2 separate regions of the Homo sapiens genome follow, and region 1 is linked to region 2. The links are chromatin loops, found by intact Hi-C in ENCODE. Cell type or tissue: endothelial cell of umbilical vein. All regions are shown on one strand. Links, peaks and the distances in the headings refer to the core of each region. The heading gives the core; the rest is flanking DNA.

What was found. Peaks named below come from ENCODE experiments on the same cell type or tissue, not always from the same donor. Only the 100,000 strongest peaks of a DNase experiment are listed, where the experiment ranks them.
Region 1: it touches region 2 in a loop (2.1-fold over the local background); 1 of 110 quality-filtered maps calls a loop at or near these places.

What each region holds. Positions count from the first base shown.
Region 1 is chr4:150,233,102-150,241,275 of GRCh38, reverse strand. DCLK2 (doublecortin like kinase 2) reads right to left here. Exons shown (of 16, transcript NM_001040260.4): 11 at 1,401-1,534; 12 at 800-877. Among named protein-coding and RNA genes, the nearest start is that of DCLK2, 160 kb to the right of the region's middle. In endothelial cell of umbilical vein, for the core only: no CTCF peak of the experiment used is centred there; DNase peaks (open chromatin) are centred at 3,925 and 4,465; H3K27ac peaks cover 2,064 bases.
Region 2 is chr4:150,169,047-150,177,220 of GRCh38, reverse strand. All of the region lies in intron 2 of DCLK2 (doublecortin like kinase 2), which reads right to left. Among named protein-coding and RNA genes, the nearest start is that of DCLK2, 95 kb to the right of the region's middle. RefSeq lists an enhancer at 1-1,900. In endothelial cell of umbilical vein, for the core only: no CTCF peak of the experiment used is centred there; DNase peaks (open chromatin) are centred at 3,000 and 3,520; H3K27ac peaks cover 1,678 bases.

The DNA of each region.
Region 1 (8,174 bases), core at 1,868-6,867, 63 kb before region 2:
CCCACCATGTGAAGCAAATGGTTACCAAGACTCACTCAGTCTGTGTATTCCCAGGCCTATTTATACCACAAGTGTTTGTAATTCTATTCTTAATTAAATGTCACATGAACCAATAAAATGAATTTTAAGAAGAAAGAGATCCTGTTTCTATGAGAACAAACTTGAATGCTTGGAAAGAGGATATAAAAACTGCTGCCTAATTGAGTGAGAGAGACCACTATGAAGAAATGGAAGATGACATACCTGGAAGGATTCGGACTGCTTCACAAGGCTCTTTAAATCTTGCTGTCATTTGAAAAGATGGAGAAATTGGACATGGTAGACACTGTATTATGGGTTTATTTTTATGAAAGAATGAACACTGGAAACTCAGAGGACCAACCAAACACAAAGCAAAGGCCTTCACCTCACACCCAAAGTATGCTAATGAGAATATACATTAATAGGCTGTAAATTAAAAAGCGAAAGGTGTTTTATGTAATTTTTTTTTTCTGATTTTTTTTTTTCTTTTTCTTTTTTTTTTTTTATTATATTTTAAGTTTTAGGGTACATGTGCACATTGTGCAGGTTAGTTACATATGTATACATGTGCCATGCTGGTGCGCTGCACCCACTAACTCGTCATCTAGCATTAGGTATATCTTCCAATGCTATCCCTCCCCCCTCCCCCCGTTTTATGTAATTTTTAACTGGCATTTTTAATGACCAAACAGTCCCGACTTCCAGGAGCAAAGTACCTGCTTCTGGACCCAAGGGAGAACATTTGCAATTCAAATACGTCGCCCAAAAGGCCGCCTACCTTCGGAATGGTGGGAATCCACAGAGAAGTATGTATGTGATCACACCAGCTGCCCAAATGTCCACCTTCAGGCCATAGCTAGGAAAACAAAGTGGGTGAGGGGGAGAGAACTGATGGCTCCCAAGACCCTTCCATGGTACTGGAGTATTGCCTTTATTTGTTAGGAAAAGGATTATTTTAGTGTTAAATTATTCATTTCATTTCACATAGAGATGAATGAATCACACTTTAGAAAAAGGCATCTGTTTCTGCCAACCTAACCACAGTCTTGGTGACTACTGCCATACTCTCAAGAGTGGCCTTAGAACACAAGTCCAGGCCAGGGCTCTGGCCAGGTAAGCATAAAATCTGCTTCCTGAGGTCAAAATCATGGTGCAGGCAACAGACTCTCACTTCTTTCCATTCTCCACCTTCACAGGAGGCACTGTATACACAAGCAGCAATAGCAACAAAACAGACCTTTCTTACCAACTGTATACACAAGCAGCAATAGCAACAAAACAGACCTTTCTTACCAACTGTATACACAAGCAGCAATAGCAACAAAACAGACCTTTCTCATCAAAGTTAAAGTACTAACCAGGGCCACCAGAAGTCTTACCCAGTTTCAGCAATGATTTCTGGAGCCACATAAGTGGGTGTGCCACAGACTGTGTATAAAGGGCCTTCTACCACAGTCGCAAGCCCAAAGTCTCCCAGTTTCAAAGACTTGGTTCCATCAGGATATTCACACACCTGAAACAGAAATCAGCCAACAATCAGAAGATTTTTTTTTCCTCAACAATTGTGAGAGGGCTCTTGGAATTAGGCAGAAAGGACACAAATACATTTACTATTAAACTCGAATGAAATCTCTCCTTGTGATTTTTTTTTTTGAAGACACGGTCTCGCTTTGTTGCCCAGGCTGGAGTGCGGTGGTGTGACCACAGCTCACTGCAGCCTCAACCTCTGGGCTGAAGTAATCCTTCCCCCACGGAACCCCCAACAAGTAGCTGGAACTACAGGTACATGCCACCACACTAGGCTAATTTCTTTATTTTTTGTAGAGACGGGGTCTCCTTATACTGCCCAAGCTGGTCTTGAACTCCTGGGATCGTGAGATCTGCCCACCTCAGCCTCCCAAAGTGCTGGGAATACAGGCATGAGCTACCGTGCCCGACACCTCCTTGTGATTCTAACACCATGATTCATCTTTGTTGCTTTAAAGTGCTAATTTTTTTCTCTTCAGAGATTTTGCACAATTGTGTGAAATTTGGAAAAAATATTTTCCACTTTTGCAGAAAGTTCCTTCCCTAGGAGTACGATGAACACACGTGCTTGCTTACACAGTAGTTAGAGTGTAGGCGGCTGTGTACCTGATAGGCGTGAGAGAGGCCTCTAATCCTGGAGGTAGAAACTGACCTTTATTTAGCATTTACTATGTGTGATGTACTTGAGAGCCCAAGAAATGGTGTATTAAGTGTCCACCAAAGCACTTGGTGATCTCCACGGCACTAGCATGTTTAGTTCAGAAAATAAAATTGGGGGCAGCAATGGGGTCCTTGTTGTCTAGACAGTCAATGATGAAATACAAATATGATATAGGGGAAAACCTTGGAAGTTTAGAAAGAAAATGACCTTTGGGATCAGGCAGCCTGAACTTCCATAACAAGTCCACACATCTGGTTGTGTGACCTCTGAAGTCACATAACCTCTCTGAGCACATTTCTTCATCTATGAAGTGAGATAATGCCAGTACCTCCCTTGTGAAGTTGGTGTGAAGGTGAAATGAGACAAAGCTCAGAACAGGGCTCAATAAATGCTCCTTCCTTGTGGGTAATCAGATGAGAAAAAATAAAAAGTAAAAAAATAAAAAATGTTCCTTCCATTTCCTGGAAGGACTGGCTGATTAGATAATTATCACATTGGAAAAGGTTTAAAAATGCTGGTGGAGACGTGACTATTTATGCTTAAAGAACCTTTCTAGAAAGCATTCAGCAATATATAGCAAATTTCTTTATATCAATTATAACCTTTGACCCAATAAGTCTACTTCTCAAAACCTACTCTAGGGGAATAGAGATGGACCCAAACGTTATATATAAGGACGCTAATCTCAGAATTTATCTATGACTTTTAAAAACTAAGGGCAACATAAATGGGTAATAGGGCAATGACTATGATACATTACCATAATAAAATATTACATACTTTCTAATAAGCATTTTTCAAATATATTAATCATATGGGAAATAGTCACTATTATGCAGAGTTAAAAAATGCAAAATTACATATAAAATACTCAAAAATGTTAACAAGTTTATCTCTAAGTGGTAGCATGAAGGATTAATTTAATTTTCTTTATAGTTCTCAGTGGTTTCTAAAATGTTTACAATGAACATGTGTTGGTTTCATAATAATTTCATATATAAGCAAAACTACGGGATAAATATAACTTTAGAAAGTTAGGTTCTAAGTGAATAGTTTTGGAAGCAAACAAGTGCGTATGACAGCATAATTCAAGTTTCACCATGCAGTCCTGAACCTGAGTGTATAGTCTATTTGTCTCTTGGATGTCCATTTTGAAAACATGGAATTTCAGAGAATAAACTGCTGCAGAGACCTAGTCTATACTCATTGTAATGCCTGTTTCTATTTTTCTATTTTAAGCATAGTTTGCTTTGTCTCATATTTTGCTGAACCAGATATTTATCGCAACCACTATTAACTGTAGAAGGAGAAAAATTTAGAAAATGATGTTTTTTCAAGATAAGCATGTTAGCAACATCATCCATTAGTCTGCTACTTAATGAGGGGGAGTGATTTAAATAGTCATCAGTAAAAAAGAATGGAGAACCGCAGGGCTCTCCCAGGCCAGTAATTCCCCAAGTTTTACAGGCATTTTAAAGAGGACGGCACTGAAATACCTCCCTTACCTGTGATGTCCTTATCCATTTAATAAGAATATGTTTCACCTTTAGTATCTGAATAACGTTTTCCAGTCTTATATACTGAATACACATCTCTAACACATATCTTTATGACTTTAAAGTTCCACAGGAGTAATGATGAGGATTTTGAGTCCCTCATAGATATTTACAACTCTGAGTCAGCCCACAAGTCAGCAGAAACATTTTCAAAGATATGAATGATTCAGCCTAAAGTAACGGATTCCAGATTCTTAGTCACGTCACAGTCTTAGGAAAACTTTCCACCCATTATGTTTAATGTAAACATTAACAAGAACAATCTGATATAATTATAGTTAGAATTTATAATGCTTTTACCAAAACCCAGACTTTGGAAAGAAATTTCCTAAGTAATTACAGTGATAAGAATGTTATAAGCACAAATTCCTAACTGTCTGCATCATGAGAGTTAAAAAAAAAAGTTTTATTAATGTCACTGTTATTTTGTTTTTACAACTTAAAAATATACTCATTAGGTACAATTTTTGAAAAATAGTATTTATTTTAAAGACTCCATTTAGTGATGCCTAGGGGTATTCAGAGGTTGCTGTCAGATACTCAGAAGTCCCTGAAGTCCTGTTTTTCACATCCTCTATAAAGAATTCAGAGTCAGATGCAGGAGCATATATAGAAAGGGACTGAACAGTCTGTAACTGCTGAATTATGTCTGTGCAAGTGATATTCCTTGGCTAAACATCACAAAGGAAGTGTCATTAGGGGTAGACAAGCCTGAAGTCATATTTTATCTGATTCATCTCTCCCCAATGCTGGACACAGAAGCAAACATGTCTAATATGAATACATTTCAAATCTTAGTGAGAGACTGTCTTCAAAGCAGGAAGAAATTATACATATATCTCTCTCTAGATAGATACAGAGACACACACATCATTGCTTTAAAAACAGTTGCCTTTAATAAAGAGGTGACTAGATGAACAGGGACTCCAAAGGCTTTCTGGCAGAGTTCAGGTCTCCCCAGAAACTGACATTCTCAAGGACTTTGGAGATTTCAAAATTCTTTCGAAGATTATCTCACTGGACTTCTAGAGCCACCCCACTGGGCAACTAGGAAGAGAACTGTTACCTCCATTTTACAAACGAGGAGACTGAGGCGCACAGCACTCAGGTTACTAGTCATATGGCCAGGCAGGGGCTCCAGCCAGGATCATTATTCATTCCACAGCACCATTCTGCAAGATTCTGTACCTGAAAAATAACTGGAAAGGCCTGCCAGAACCCTGACTACAGCCTGCACTTACTTACAGATTTTGAGTGAATTTAAACAATCACAACTGTGAGAACTCTAGCCCTGCAGTGTTCAAACGCCCCACCACAAGCTGTGAGATGCTTCTGTCAAAAGTTGCTCTCAGAATGCAAAAATAAAAAATGCGAGGAATGCAGATCCCACATACAAAATGAACACTGTGTGTTCTCTAAATAAAATGTCAACTTAATGATTTAGAAGGACTTCAAATATGAGAAACCAACCCTCTTCTCTTCTCTCTCCTATCCCCAGAACTCCTGGACAACCTGAATTTATCACTGGTCTCTCATACTTAACTCTGACACGGTACCACCAGGCTGTAACTCACAGCATTAACGGCCACCCCTGTGCTCCCTGACACAGCTACCCATACATCTCCACTGGCAGGGTTTTAAATTATGATGCTGCTTACCGGAGAGCGGGATGCAAATCAGATGTCTGAATGCTCTGGTGTTTAAAAACTGAATTAGTTCTCAGAGCAAGAAGAGGCCGACAGTCACTCTGGGTATTTACTTTTAGTATCTCAATGGCACCCTCTCCTCCCAGGCCAATACCAACCTGCTGACTAAATCTAGAAACTGCCAAGTGATCTAGTTAGGTTTTCAATCGCAAACACATTTTACTGAGATATATGAGGCTATGGTTATTTCTGAAGGCTCGGAAGAGCCTTTCTACATCACATATTCGCCTCTTCCAGAGGTCAGTTTTATCCTCTTCTTCCTTCTCCTCCCTTTCTGGGCTAACACAAGGGGGCTCCCGTAGGTTTGGGAAGGGGTGGACGCTCATCTAGGACAGGTGAGACTCAATGAGGAGTGTGACTCTGATTTCCTGATTGCATTCTGAGACTCATGATGTTGGAGACATCAATCCCCATTACATTACTTACTCTTAAATTTTTTAAATTTTAGCCAATTCTCCTGAAGAAGTGAAAAACATTATCCACCCTTGATGTGTGACAAGAAAAAAGGAGGCGGTGTCAGATTCTTTACATACATTAAGAAACTCTGAGTGGAAAAGAGAAGAAACAGGAGGTGAGAGTGAGATCTGTGAGCTGGGAAATGGACTCCCTGGTTTATAGGGAAGCTCACAAGCACCTCAGTCACCTTCTTTGCTGGGCCTTAAATCAGGGCTGTTGGACAGACTGGCTGCAGGGGTTCCTTGGGAACCTGTGGCTCCCATATTTTCAGAGAATGCAGTAACTAGAGCCAGTGGGGCAAGGCAGGTTGTGGAGAGCAGGAAGCAGTCAAGGGGGTATCCTTATGAATGCCCCAGTGTTTGTGTCTGGTCACACCTGGAGAAAGCCCTGTGCCTTTGTTTGCGAAGCCCGGGCCAAACTCAGTTCGACGGTGGAGGAGCCTGGCATGCTGCAAGGTCCCAATGGGCGAGAAGCCTGTTTTGAGGAGAGAACGCCATATCCTAACTTTCCTCCTGAGGCTCGGTTTACAACTCTGTCTCCATTCCTTGTTAGAGTTCATAAAACCACGTCCACAATCCCCCTTTTTTTTTTTTTTTAACACAGAGCAGGGATATTTCTTTTCCTAATAAGAACATATAGAAATGAAATATAATTCCCTCAAGGCAGAAGACAGTGAGATAAAATTTCAAATACTTTTAAATGGATACTCAGAAATCATCAAATGATATTACCAAAAAGAAAAGACGGGTACTCTGGATTAGATTAGCCAAAAAATAAAAAGTCCCCAGGATGGCTTCAGATGCTGTGCATCAATGCATATTCCTTTCAACAGTTATTTGTGTGGTGCTCACAGCAGGCTGTAGAGGCTCATGCTCTAGCACCAGCTGCTAGCTGAGTGAGTGTCAGTGGTCAGTGAGCAATACTCTGCTGTCCGTTATGTGTTTACGTGTCACCATCCAAACCATTGGAGATATAAAGATAATTAGACACAAACCTTGCCTCCATGGTACTTACAATCCCAAAGAGGCAGACAAGTGTATGATAAAGATCACAACACCGTAGCAAGTGCAGCAGAAACCCGAGGTGGCTGTGACTGAACTTTGTCTAGAAAGTCTAGAGTGATGTTAAAGAAGACTTAACTTTTGCTCAATGTATTACAAGATGAATGGTTTACCACAATGCTGGAAGAGAGGACGCTGCAAATGAAGACCAGTATGGACAGAAGCAATGGAGGTGTAAGGCTGCTGGTAAGTCAAGTCTTAACTAAAAACTGAGGATGGAGGAATCTGTGTTTGGATTAACATGATGTAGAAGACTCAGATAAGCTTGCCTCCCAAGCAGGAATGAGGATGAGAGCCCTGAAAGGTGGAAATAAAGAAGCCAACTATGTCATGTGTGTTTGTGGGGGGCTGGGAGGAGTGTAAATGTCAAATCCCCCAACCAGTTTCTCTAAAATTCTTCTATAACGTGGTCACGAGGATTGGTTCCCAATTAGCAAGCTGTGTCTAGTTATCAAGAGTCACCATGAAGGTGAGTTCAATATGGCTTGAAGCTTAGACCATGTTGGGTTGGATGGATAAGAGTTATTAACAGGACAGGAAGCTGAAAAGACAAATTGAGATCAGACTATGAAGAACTCTGGGTACCATAGTGGAATAAGACTTTTTATTCTGTAGAATAATAGGATAAAAGAGACTTCTAAGAAAAAAAAATGGCATCTCTTGGTCTCTGTTTCCATGCCTTTAGTAAAGCTGAGATGAATGGACTAGACTATTTCCAAAATTATTCCCTGCAAATAAATGAACCCCCACATTCTACTCCTGTCTCCTATGAGCCTCTAATTCTGTCTCAAATTTATTCTTCACAATTTTCTGCCCTATAAAATAATTTTCCTGCTCACCTTTAAGTCAGTACCATCAATTAAAATATAAATGAAAATGTATTTTCTTGTATCTGGTGACATGCTTTGGCTCTGTGTCCCCACCCAAATCTCATGTTGAACTGTAATTCCCAATGTTGGGGGAGGCACCTTATGGGAGGTGACTTGATTATGGAAGCAGATTTCCCCCATGCTGTTCCTGTGGTAGTGAGTTCTCATAACATACGATGGTTTAAAAATGTGTGGCACTTCCCTCCTCGCTCTCTTTCTCTCCTGCCACCATGTGAAGAAGGTGCTTGCTTCCCCTTCGCCTTCCGCCATGATTGTAAGTCTCCTGAGGCCTTCCTGTTAAGCCTGTGGAACTGTGA
Region 2 (8,174 bases), core at 1,081-6,080:
AAGATGTCTTAAAATCACTGATTCATAGAAAGAGTTCCTTTAAAAAAACAAAGCAAAGGAAGGAAAAACAAAATCATATGAGATTTATTCTACATTATAACACAAGACAGGGTTTAAAGGCAGAGGACACTTGTTTCACAGGGAATGCATAAAAGGAATCCCTCCCTGAAGAATTCCTTAAGCTGGGAAATACTGATGAACTGTATGCATGTAGCATCTTATCTTTTTCTTGCATTCAGAGACATGATATCCGTTCAAAGAAACATCTATTTCTTTTTTGCAAATCTCTAGGGGTGTCAATTAAACTGGGACTGGGACCAGCAAGTAAGGGAAGTTGTCTGTAAGCATTTATCATCAAGCTCTATGCTTTGCTGGAGGAGCCAGCTGTCTTAAATAACCATCCCCTCCCTGGGGCCACAAGTCTGGGCAAGAATGCTACTCATGTCAGAAACTCATGTCATAAGATTAGATTTGAATGGAAAAGCAAAGGGAATGCAGTCTCTTTTCTCCAGCTGGGACTGATTATTCCCTTCCCAACAAGGAGGCTGTTATTTAGCCTGAGAAGAAGAGCCTCCTTACTTCTTGGATATTTTCCAATCCATCTTGGCACCTGAATGAATACCCTGCCTTACCACAGCATTAAGGCCTCTCAGCCCCTCTCCGGGAAGATGTTTTGGTACATTATTTCTCCATTATTATGAACAGAAGTCACCCTTGGATTCTCATGGTGTGGCAAGGAAACTTGGGAACGTAGGCAGGTGGATATGGCCTGATTGAATATCAAGGGTGGAGGCTTAGGTAGGTCACCATGAGCTTGCAGCAGCTCAGGAAAGTTAGGAAGACACCCAGCACCTGGAGACCGTATCTTTCTCGCTCTTACACCCAGAGCACTCAGCACTGTGCCTGCGCCTGTGCCGTAGGCACTCAGGGAATATTTAGTGATGGGTGAGTGGATGAATAGCACAGAGGCAGGGACTCCAGGCTCAGGGCTCATAGTATTAGATTCATGGCGGAAGGACAGCTTTTACTACAAGGATAGGCATGGAGATGGCTATGGAAAACCATGGGGCTTAGGCAGAGAACAGATGTGATGAGACAAGAGGGAGGCATGACAGCACAGAAGCAAGGATTCGAACATTAGTGGGATCCCAAACGTAAATAAATGTTACTTCCGCAATAAATTCCAGCCACCTATCTTCTTCTGCCATAGCTGGTTGCCTCGGGCAACTTACACGATTTAAAGATACTCTGGCTTACAGCACAGGCAAAGATAAATGGGAGCCCGTGTAGACCTCAGTGCAGGAGCTCTATTATGGACAGAAGAATAGGCCAAGAGTTAGGAAGGAGCACGGTACAGAGAGGGGAGAGAGGGCTTCTCCAATGCCAAGAGGCAGGGCCACTTCCACCTTACTAAAGCATGAAGACACGCCAAAATGAGCTACAGGAATCAAGACATATTCTACAGTAAGTGCAACACATTATTTAAGCTCACAGAAATTACAACTGTATACATTCATTACATGATCATTTTTCAAGACTAAATATGAAACCGTCAAAACTGTGAGGCCTGGGACAAAGACTCACCAAGTCCTTCCTCCACCACCTCCACCGGTTGACAACAAGCCCTGGCAGGGGACCAAAGAGGGGCTCCTTCATCTGGGTGAAGGACAGCCCTCACTTGCATTTCTCACGTGTTCTGCCTTAGTCTGTCGTGAGTCCCAATTCTCCGACCCATGGAAATACCCATTTCATTCCCCTCCAGCCACAGGAGAAAGACTGGCTCAAACACCCAGAAATTAGTTCCCTCCTGAATCTGGAGACCACAATTGCTGGTTCTGTTCAGCGTATGGTTGTTTTCTTCAGTACTTCCTAAATGGTTTGTGGAAAGTCAGCCAGCACTCTCACAGGTAACCGTCCTTGGTTGAAATCTCCCTGGGCTAAATAGTCCCACCAACACAGGAATTTGCTGAACAAAGCTTTATATATATATAAATATATATAGATAAATATATATAAATATATATAGATAAATTATAAATATATATAAATATATATAAATTATAAATATATATAAAATATACATAAATTATATATATATAAAAAATATAAATATATAAATATATATAAATATATATATAAATATATAAATATATATAAATATATATATAAATATATAAATATATATAAATATATATATATATATATATATTTTTTTTTTTTTTTGCGACGGAGTCTCACTCCATCACCCAGGCTGGAGTGCCATGTTGTGATCTCGGCTCACTGCAACCTCTGCCTCCCAGGTTCAAGTGATTCTCCTGCCTCAGCCTCCTGAGTAGCTGGGATTACAGGGGCACATCACCACCACCTGGCTAATTTTTGTATTTTCAGTGGATACAGGGTTTCACCATGTTGGTCAGGCTGGTCTTGAACTCCTGACCTCAGGTGATCCACCTGCCTCAGCCTCCCAAAGTGCTGGGATTAGAGGTGTGAGCCACCGCGCCCAGCCTAATGTATTTTTTTAAGTACCGTCTTCACTTAAAACATTATTTTGTGATTTATTCAGAAAAGTGGGACTCTGAAATTACTACATTCAGTAGTCTTGAACTCCTGACCTCGTGATCCGCCTGCCTCGGCCTCCTAAAGTGCTGGGATTACAGGTGTGAGCCACTGTGCCCGGCCTCAGGTCCCCTTCTTAAACGAAGCGTGGCCGCAAACACAAAAGTAGCTCACGGTTGCATGAATTTTCAAAAGCAGTCCCCGCTTCTGACAAACATTAGTCTGGGAGTGGCATGGAAGGCACGTTGTGAAAGAAGTGGATGGGACTATTATATAAAACAAGAAGCACTGCCTCTATACTCTTCCTGACTTAGGAGACCACCTTGGGAATATCAATGCTGACAAGCAGCAGCTTCATAAGAGAGGTCTGACAATGAGAACAGATTCCAACACTTCCTTCCTGGACAAACAGGATGCCGCATGGCTACTCAGTAGGGGAAGTGCTACGTACATCAAAGAGGGCAGAAAGGATGTCCAGAAACTGGCTCTGTGGGTGTGCACATGCGTCTGTGCCTGTGTGTGGTGAGTCCATGAGGGAAGCAGTTTTATCTGAGTAGTGGTGACTGCCATTCCCGGAGTTCATTTCCTGGGTATCACTAAAGTGCGGTGTCTGAGGACTGCTACTGTTAGCAATTCATGTTTTGATATACCCTCCTTCTTTGCCTTCAGTACAGTGGGATTAATAATCATGGAAGATTCATAACCCCTTCGACTTCATAGGAGTTCAGCAATCCTTCCCTCTTAAATCATCAAAATCGTTGTCAAATAAATAATTTGAATATTACTCTCATCACTGCCATGAGCTGTTCATGTAATAAAGCCCCTTCTGCTCCTTTTGTTTGAATTGGCTTGGCTCTCTTTTCTCTCCCAACCTCATCCAGGAGCAGCACTCCTATTAAAATTCATGAAGTTTCCCCCAATGCAAGTGTCTGATTGCAGCTGTCAGTTTCCCAGTTCAAGGATTTTCATACTGCCTGAGAGGACAATGCAAGGCACTCACTGCTAAGGAAATAGGTCAAGCTCAATTTTTCTATTTCAGTTCTGCTGCCAAAAGTGGAGACTTTTCCTTCTAGAAAAAACACATCCTTGTGGGTAGGCTCAGCACTTCAAAGGAGGTGAAGAGGGCACATTTCTTTCCTTCACCAGAGGGAGCTGCCATGGCTTCATCACACGACACCTCAGAATTCCTTAGGAGCCTTTATTCCATCTCTGGTGACACTCTGAAAGAGCAGTTCTGTCTGCTCTTTGTCTTATTATGCTTCACAGACATCGAGACACCAAACAACCCAGACCACAAGAAGAGGGAAAGTGAAGACAAGGCATCCAACACCAAAAAGATACTCAATGTCCAAAAGTCAGAGACTATCCTGTCGAGTCGGCTGGTTTTTTGCATCCCATGCTACCACTGCAGAGTGACGGGCAGGAGAGTGAAGGGCACTAGGTCTGCTGCACACCATAGCCCAGATCCATCTCCCTCACCCCACCTCTGCCCTTCCCCTAACTCCCATACATGTTACACCCCTCTACTTTTAGCAAAAACTGTGGAAATGATTTGTAAGAGGGAAGGAGAACAGAAGATCCTTGGATCCTCAGAAAGTCAACAGAATTCAGAACTAGTGCTAAATTACTAAATAAAACTAGAAGAGACCTAGCATTCACATGAGGCCTACCCCATTTCTAAAGATGTAGAAACAGAAACTTGGAGAAATTAAGTGGATTCTCTAAGACACAAATGTAGTACAGGGTTAAGAAGCAGCCAAGTCTCCTGACTTCTAGGTGTTCCTCTACTCCATTCCTACGACAAGGAAAGGGTAGAGATGGATAATTGAACACCCTTGGATCTAGCAAAATTTTTTGTACTGCCAGGCAAAGATGAGAAAGAGCAAGGTATCCCCCCCCCCCCCAAAAAAAAAAAGAACACTCTCTAGAGTGAGGAGAACTGCATGTTTAGTAGCCTTGAGAAAGTTATCAACTATTCTGGGTCTCACTTCCCTCATAAAACTAGGGGTTTGTGGGTCCATGATCTATGGATTTCTTTTTTTTTTTTTTTTTTTTTTGAGACGGAGTCTTGCTCTGTTGCCCCAGGCTGGAGTGCAGTGGCGCAATCTCGGCTCACTGCAAGCTCCGCCTCCCGGGTTCACGCCATTCTCCTGCCTCAGCCTCCTGAGTAGCTAAGACTACAGGCGCCCGCCATGATGCCCGGCTAATTTTTTTTTTGTATTTTTCGTAGAGATGGGGTTTCGCCATGTTAGCCAGGATGGTCTCAATCTCCTGACCTCGTAATCCACCCGCCTCGGCCTCCCAAAGTGCTGGGATTACAGGCGTGAGCCACCGTGCCTGGCCAGGATTTCTTTAGTCATACAGGCCACACTGCCAAATATAGGTTTGCTGAGAGCTGCTGCATATGGGCACAAAGAAAATTTAAAAAGGATGAATAAGAGAGGGGCTCTTTCATCAAAGAGCATTTCCATTTCTTTCCTATTATCTACTAGGTTAAGCCAAGTCTTCAAGCATGTGGAACAAATGACTCAGAACAAACTATGTTACTCAACTCAATAACTACCGTGTACAAAGCTCAAAGCTAGGCACTGGAGGAGCAACAACTAAAAAGAGCTTGAACAAACTGACAATCTCTTTAAGCAGAACATAAGAGACACGCAGATGAGAAGGCAATAATTTAACAACATTATTAAGTCATATTCTGGACATGTCACAAGATGCACGCATTTGTCAATTTATCTTTTACCCAGTCAGATGAGAGAGTGGCTGGGAGGACCCTGAAAAAGCTTCCTTAGAAAAGAAGTGGAATGAGTAGACCAGCCAGTGTGAGGGATTCAAGTATAATCACGGAAGAACTAAGAGCATGGACAATGGAAGTTGTGGTAATGCTATTTGACACTATTTCCAAGCACAAATTTTATGCGGTAGCCAATGTTTGGTTTTCTTAAACTCTCCTCTCCTCCTACCCTCAACCTAAGTCCTCAAGTTCTGCTACCTCAAGGTTGAGTTCAACTCATATTCTCCAAGAAGGCCCACTCCAGTTAACACTACAATCCCTCAACCCCGACATTTGCTTTCTGCATTAAATATGCTGAATTTTAATTTTGACCTTTTTCTAAATGAACAGCTGCAGCAAAGCCCAACTTTTAATTGAACTTAGTCAACTAAAATTAATTTTTTTTTTGAGACGGAGTCTCGCTCTGTCGCCCAGGCTGGAGTGCAGTGGCGCGATATCTGCTCACTGGAAGCTCCGCCTCCCAGGTTCACACCATTCTCCCGCCTCAGCCTCCCAAGTAGCTGGCACTACAGGTTTCCACTACCACGCCCAGCTAATTTTTTTGTATTTTTAGTAGAGATGGGGTTTCACCATGTTAGCCAGGATGGTCTCAATCTCCTGACCTCATGATTCACCCGCCTCGGCCTCCCAAAGTGCTGGGATTACAGGCGTGAGCCACCGCGCCCAGCCAACTAAATCATCTCTATTTTATGTGGGTATGTCTGAAATCAGTAAGACTGGAAATTCCTTAAGAGAGATTCAGACAATACAGATTTCTGAGTCATAGACTTAGAAGTTACCATTGAAATCATTTAATCCAAATTCACTCAGTTTATAGGGATGCTACCTATAGAAGACCAAATAAATTAAGAATGTATGCTGAGGGCATTGTGAATCTGGCCACTGCAGAAGCGAAAGTGCAATTTCTGAAACTGGGCAGAATTTTTTTTTTCAGTGACTGTTACTTTAATTTCTGCAGTAATCACTTTTATACAAGAAAGCTCAATTTAGATGTCTCCATTATCAAAAGCACTTAATTTTACATGGATTGCCTCTAAACTTATGGTATGTCAGAGTCATGTTGTACAGGTTTTTTTCCAAGAATGAAGGATCAAATAAATACCAAGATTCTGGTCTTTGTTCAGCCTCTAAATGATGATGAAAATGTGGTCAGGTAACTCAGCCTCTTAATATTGCAGTTCCAATTTCCCCCTAGGGGAAAGGAAGATATCAGACCAAGTAAACTATAAAGAACTTCCCCAGCTGTAATGTTCTATTTTTCATTTCCCAGTATCAGAGGGAATATCTTCTATGAACCTCGCTACTCGCACTGCAAATGTATATCCTCCTCGTTTCCCCTACTGTTTCTAGCATAATTTTGAAAATGTTTAGCTTGTTGTGAACTGGAGTGAGCTCAATTTTCCTCACAGTTGTGGTACTCAGGAAAACACTTCTACTGCTTTTCCCCTCCCACCTTATCCTCGCCCCAGCTAAATATCAACAGGGTTATTTCCTTTATCTTTTTCTTTCTTTTAAAAAAAAACTGGCCGGGCATGGTGGCTCATGCCTATAATCCCAGAACTTTGGGAAGCTGAGGTGGGTGGATCATCTGAGGTCAGGAGTTCAAAACCAGCCTGGCCAACATGGTGAAACCATGTCTATAGTAAAAATACAAACATCAGCCAGACATGGTGGTAATCCCAGCCACTCGGGAGGCTGAGGCAGGAGACTCGCTTGAACCCAGGTGGTAGAAGTTGCAGTGAGTCAAGATCATGCCACTGTACTCCAAGCCTGGGTGTCAGAGTGAGACTCTGTCTCAAGAAAATAAATAAATAAAAATTTAAAAACTACTTGCATCTAGGGTTGGTTAGATAAAATACTGGATACCTAGTTAAATCTGAATTTCAGATAAGCAACAGATCATTTTTTAGTATAAGTACATCCTGTTAAATAAATTTGGCCTGCGGCTGTTCTGTATTTTAAGTCCCTACTTCAGGAATTATAACCTAACTTAACTGAAAGCCTAACTTAGGTGTACTGTATACTTTTGTAACAATTAGCTGTCTGTCAATCACAGGCCACCAATGGATTAGATCATGATCAAATAAAGCCAATGCCCAGCTGTAACCAATAAAACTGTTTCTGTACCCTACTTCTATTTCTATCCATAAATGCTGTGTGCCCACACTGCAGAGTAGAGCTCTCTGAACCACACTTTTTTTTTTTTTTTTTGAGACGGAGTTTCACTCTTGTCACCCAGCTGGAGTGCAATGGTGCGATCTTGGCTCACTGCAACCTCCATCTCCCAGGTTCAACCGATTCTCCTGCCTCAGCCTCCTGAGTAGCTAGGATTACAGGTGCCTGCCACCACACTGGCTACTTTCATATTTTTAGTAGAGAAGGGGTTTCACCATGTTGGCCAGGCTGGTCTAGAACTGCTGACCTCAGGTGATCCAACCGCCTCAGCTTCCCAAAGTGCTGGGATTACAGGCGTGAGCCACTGCACCAGGCCTCTGAACCCACTTCTTGTTCGGAAGGCTGCCTGATGTACGAATCATTCTATGCTCAAATAAATTGTTTAATTTGTCTAAAGTTTTTAACAGTCCATTTTTTTCCTTCTAAATATGATAACCCTAAAGCATCAGTCAGTTCAGTCCTGTGCAGGGATTTTTAGAAGTTAATTTTTATGTTGGGAATATTTTTGTCATTTTCCAGAAGGAAAGGTCCTACTTGTGTCAGATGAGAGTCCTGGGTAAAAGACTGTGCCTTAAGCTAAGAAAGGAAGAACAAAGATGTGTGAAATCTAACCAACAGAAACACAAGGAATTACGGGGGGTGGGGA